Linked DNA regions of Homo sapiens: region 2 is linked to region 1. Evidence: read pairs that join two places in POLR2A ChIA-PET (ENCODE). Cell type or tissue: IMR-90. All regions are shown on one strand. Links, peaks and the distances in the headings refer to the core of each region. The heading gives the core; the rest is flanking DNA.

What was found. ChIA-PET counts read pairs that join two places held together with the same protein. Peaks named below come from ENCODE experiments on the same cell type or tissue, not always from the same donor. Only the 100,000 strongest peaks of a DNase experiment are listed, where the experiment ranks them.
Region 2: POLR2A ChIA-PET joins it to region 1 with 12 read pairs; 2 of 35 experiments call an interaction of 5 or more read pairs at or near these places.

Annotation. Positions count from the first base shown.
Region 1 is chr7:84,003,807-84,006,739 of GRCh38, forward strand. It overlaps SEMA3A (semaphorin 3A), which reads right to left. Exons shown (of 17, transcript NM_006080.3): 11 at 1,533-1,752. Among named protein-coding and RNA genes, the nearest start is that of SEMA3A, 190 kb to the right of the region's middle. In IMR-90, for the core only: no CTCF peak of the experiment used is centred there; no DNase peak of the experiment used is centred there.
Region 2 is chr7:84,135,729-84,138,661 of GRCh38, forward strand. The region is part of intron 1 of SEMA3A (semaphorin 3A); the gene reads right to left. Among named protein-coding and RNA genes, the nearest start is that of SEMA3A, 58 kb to the right of the region's middle. In IMR-90, for the core only: no CTCF peak of the experiment used is centred there; no DNase peak of the experiment used is centred there; H3K27ac peaks cover 1,099 bases.

The DNA of each region.
Region 1 (2,933 bases), core at 145-2,644:
CTTATATGTTCTAAGGATATTTATAACCAGAAATTGATACTTGCAATTCATTGCCTTTATGAAACCCTGGGTCTGCTTTGGATTCTTTTATTTGGTAGAGAAACTTTCTCACTCATAAAAGTAGACTTTAATATATTACTCAGAACCTGACACTGTTACACCTGATAACATAAGTATTTCACAATTTTGTTATAAAACTTTAAGTCTTTAAAGCAGTTACTATATGGTTGCCATTCTCCTGTAGTTAATGCAATTTTTTTTCTGTTTCTCACTAAGGGAAAATAAATGTTGTTATACAAGGTTTCAGTGGAGCACTCACTCTGTTTCCCATTGATTTATGTCAGTTAACAGCGTTAATGGAGACTAGAAATTTATTACCTTGGAATCTGACCCTAAGTAGCAAGTATCAGATTTGTAACCGGGACTTTCAAAAATAATATTACTATTAAAAAGAGCTGGGAAAAAATAAAATAATATATCATAATAACAATGGAATTCATTCTGAAAATATACCTGAAAAAGTCTGTTTCTAATTATGGAATTAGTAAAAGTGAATTGTTAAATGTCCATAGAAATGTATCTAAGAATTACTTGAATCAATTATGTTGTTTTTCTAATGAATTTTTTTTCTTTTCATTGTATGACAGAAACACTGAAAAAATTTTATTGCTAACATTTATTTACTAGATGATGTTCACCTTATTGTAATTTTAAAGTTCAGATAATTTTGTACTAATATTCTGGAACTATTATTGAATGTCTTGGGAATTTAAGGCAGGATTTGAGTAATATATCTTTGTTCTAAAAAGCCACTGGCCAGAAAAGTTATGATGCAATTATAAACACTGATTGCTTACCTAATCATTAGCTTTACCTGATTAAACTTATCTACTTGTCACAGAAAAGGGAATTTATTTTAAATTAGTATGTCTCAACTTGTCAGAAAAGATAATAAATTTGTAATGGAAGAATATTCATGTTATTTAGTCATTTATTAAAGGTGAATTATACCTTGAAAGTAACGATAGAAACTGGCCTCAGTTCTTAGTATACATTTGACCCTTGAACAACATGGGTTTGAACTGTGTGGGTCCACTTATATACAAATCTTCATCTGCTCCTACCACCCTTGGGAGAGCAATGTCAACTCTTACTCTTCCTTCTCTGTAGCCTACTCAACAGGAAGACAAGGGTGATCCAGTTCCACTTAATGAACATTAAATATATTTTCTCTTCCCTATAATTTTCAGAACACTTCCTTTTCTCTAGCTTGTTTTATTGTAGGAATACAATATCTAATACATATGGCATACAACATATGAAGCTAATCAACTGTTTATCTTATAGGTAAGGCTTCCAGTCAACAGTAGGCTATTAGTAGTTAAGTTTTGGGGAAATCAAAAGTTAGTTATATGTGGATTTTCAACTGCACAGAGGGTTGGCATCCCAACCCCTGAGATGTTCAAAGATCAACTTAATCAGTTAAACATAGTGTTCGGAAAAAAGTTTACAGCTGAAATTTAAAAATTTACCTGTTCCGATAAACATAACATCATACTGTCCATCTTCTGCATCCACTCGGTCTACGACAATTTGTGTAAATTGATAATTTACATCCGTTTTGATCACTATTGGGCGATTGTTCATAGGAAACACTGGATTGTACATGGCTGGATGACTTCTTGCAAAGGTTATAACATCATCAGGAAGGTCCTTTGTAGAGTCAAAACCACCAAATGTTTTGCTGGGACACTATTAAGATAAAGAGAAAATTATCTTTTGATTAAAATCTAATAAACATAATTATAAATTATATAATAACACATGGCCTCAATGGTTCTACTTAAAATAGTAGTGCAGGCCAGGTATGGTAGCTCACACCTCTAATCCTAGCACTTTGAGAGGCCGATGCGGGTGGATCACTTGAGGCCAGGAGTTGCAGACCAGCCTGGCCCAACATGGTGAAACCCCATCTCTACTAAAAATACAAAAATTAGCTGGGCGTGATGGTGCATGCCTGTAGTCCCAGCTACTTGGGAGGCTGAGGTAGGAGAATTGCTTGAACCTGGGAGGTGGAGGTTGCAGTGAACTGAGATCATGCCACTGCACTGTAGCCTAAGCAATAGAACAAGAATCTGTCTCAAAAATAAAATAAAGGAAAAAAGTAGTGCAATATATAGTATATATTTCCCAAATATATCTTAATTCTCAGTGAGATTTAGTTATGTCACTAATTCTTAGGCAAAATTACAAATGCATGTAATGAATTCAGTGTACTGGAGAAGTTTGGTGCCTCTATTAGCACCACAAGCATGAGTGTTATTAGTAAAATAAGTGAAGTATTTGACATAATGAATGGAATATACTACAACTAAATGCAATTAATCTTTCTTTGGATTAGAGATGCTCAGAATAATTTTATTGAATACATTTAATTTTTTACTATGGCATCATGCTAAAATACAAATTCTCTTTTCAAACTGAAAAACAATATAAACTATTCTTTATTGTTTTGTTTCTAACATAATGCTAAAAAAGTACCATTGAGATATGTAATAAATAAAATAATCCCAGAGTTAAGGAAAAGTGTTATTCAAAGTGTTTAGCAACCTGCACTGCACAAAAAGACCAATCAGAATGCCCATCATGACCAAGCAGAAGAGATAATGGCCCCAGCAGCCAGAAAGATGCATGGTTTTGCACTGGCATAACCTCACCTCTGGATGTAAACACTCCATGTAAGACAATACAACAAAAATGACAAATTAAGATTTCACCGTCTCCTTTCACTATATTTATTGATGCAGTGCAAGCATTTATAGAGTACAATATCTCCAATCTCTTGCTTTTAGTCTTACACTTAAATAATTTCTACCATTTAATGTAAAAGCTTGGGAGCTAAAATGTAATTATGAGAGATTCTTGATCTTACA
Region 2 (2,933 bases), core at 147-2,646, 130 kb after region 1:
TTTTAATATGTCTTTTTGATCATTAAATGATTCACTGTACTGCCTAAATTCTTTCAAGCATTTTGGAGCTGATATATAGAGAGAAACTGAGATGAGGCTTTCATGAAAACATGAATTAAATTAATTTTACCATCTGACTTCAATTTTTCATTTGTTTTTGCTCTCCAGTTTGCTTCTGCTGTGAATAGGCAAATACTAAACAATATACCTATACTTTAGTGACAGGAACACTTTCAGATTAAAAATAACATTAAATATAAGTCCATTTTTGTGCTTGGAAGCTAATTAATTATTGGCTTCTTAAAAATATGTTTTGCTCAATGCACGCACACATGTACACACACACACCCCACCCCCATGGGATAGAATTTTTGAGGATTCTCCAAAACTGTATGTCCTGAATCAGTGCTTTAGATTTTTCGGGTGCACACTTAGTAGGAAATTTTCATCAGCATCCAGAAAAATGTAGAATGCGATGTGCCTTCCGAAGAGAGAAAGCTGCAATGTAGACCTGTCCTCTGTTCCAGCTATTAACATCAGGAAACATATATTAGCCATGTGATTGATTGCCTTGCTTTATCTATTTGTCCTACTGACCTCTTCATTTTATCATTTTATCATCAAAAATATGATTTCAACAGAGGATAAAATTCATACTCTTTAACTTAGCACTAAAGGTCAGGTCACTATCATTTAAATTTAGACCCTATCCCAGTACTTCTCATGTCCTCTATCATGCGGGAAACCATGCACTGTGCTCATTCACTCTTTGGCCTTTGTTGCTATTTTTCCTGACTCCAACAGCTACAGAATAGAGCCACGCTTAAAGCTAGTTCAAATGCAACTGCCAAGAAATTCTCAGAGAGCTTCCTGTTACATTTTGCTTGAATTACTCTTATAACCTGCATCCCACTGTCAATTATTGCAATCTTATCTACCAGAATGAACATTCCCTGCGGAAATATATAATTAATAGCTCATCATGCCTAACTCACATTTTTTTTTCATATTACCTGGTCAACAATGTAAAATGGAATATCTATCTTTTTATATATTTACCTATCCTATAGACAAAAATTGTTAACAAATTGTTAAAAGATATTTTTCTCATTTCTTCATGAGAAATAGTACAATACTAGGCTGGCCTTACTCCCTACCCCACCCCACTCTCCACACACACAAAAAAAAGAAGAAGGGGAGGAAGGAAGGGAGGGAGGGAAGGAGGGAGGGAAGAAGGAAGGAAGGAAGGAAGGAAGGAAGGAAGGAAGGAAGGAAGGAAAAGAGTTTGTATTCATGTGAATCACAGCTGAAATAAATGAGAGCTGTTAGTCTCCAGAGAGGAGGGACAGAAAATCCACTACATAATATCTAAATTGAAATGGCATTTATTGGCTGGACACGGTGGCTCATGCCTGTAATCTCAGCACTTTGGTAGTCCAAGGCGGGTGGATCACGAGGTCAGGAGTTCAAGACCAACCTGGCCAACATGGTGAAACCCTGTCTCTACTAAAAATACAAAAAAATAAGCTGGGCTTGATGGCGGGTGCCTGTAATCCTAGCTACTCGGGAGGCTGAGGCAAGAGAATTGCTTGAACCTGGGAGGTAGAGGTTGCAGTGAGCCGAGATTGCACCACTGCACTCCAGCCTGGGTGACAGAGCAACATTCAGTCTCAAAAAAAAAAAAAAAAAGAAATGGCATTCATTTCATTGGCATCCAAAAGATTACAAATGATCAATGCTATGCTACCCAGAGTCAATAAAAGTCTGAAATTTCAGGCACTCTGAGTTGTGTGAGGATGGAAACGGGCTGCTGCCAGAGGCACGGGCTGTATCACTGGATATGTTCAGGCCCTGATTGAATGGTCATTCAAAGAGATCTGTTTATCAAATGGATACCCTTCATCCTTACTTCCAATTCTAAGATCTGTAATTCTACCTTAGTTTCAGAGAGGCCAAACTTTAAAAAAAAAAAAAAAAAAAAAAGCCACCTCAGCCTAAACCAAAAAAATTACATAGAGATATTAAGCAATGAAAGGGCCATGTAAGAGGTACAAGAATGGATTTTAATTGCAAATGCATAGAAACTACATAAGGGATCTCTAAGCATCAATTGGAAGAAGTTGTAGGAAAATAAATACTATAGCTACAGATTTTGGAGTTATACAGTTATAAGTAAGAACACAAGCCATCACCACAGTACTTATCTTTTAGATGTGCAAACTAGGACAAGTTCCTTAAACTCCCTGGTCCCAAGTTTTATAGAAGATGGGATGAATAATGTATCTTTTAAGAGTTAATGTATCTTTTAAGAGTTACTGAGGTGAAATTAGATAATGCCTATAAAAATACTAGAACAAGCATTTCCTAGTAAGCACTCAATTAAATATTTCCTGTTTGTATAAGTAGAAGTTAAATATTTGTAGGTTGATCTTCTTGACCAGATGTAGCAAATTACAGTCCAGATGGAGTAGACTGAAAACTATATATATTTTTTTTCTTTTTTTTTAACCTATCTTACTAAGTGTCCTAACTTGTAAACATCAGTAATTTTGTATGGTGGAGGGAAAATAAGAATAGCAGTATGTTCTTTGATTTACACTAATATTAAATGTAATGGCATTTTAAGAACAATGAAGTATTCCTTCTTGTTTTCCAGTTTATGTATTCTCAATTCTAAATAATAAAAGGAATGACTTTCTATATCACAGTTCCAAACAATGAAAATATTTTCCCAATTGAAAAATATGTTCCAGGGTGAATTCTGTAAATTAGTTTGGACAGAATTACTGTTTCCTACGTACAGACAACTTACGGAAGTTTTTGGTGGCTTATGTATGAAATCATCATGAAAACAAACCACAGTTTTAAACTGTTACTTCTCAACAGTTTGATTTTTTAAAAAAGACAATACTTTCCTGGCATATGTGTTAGCA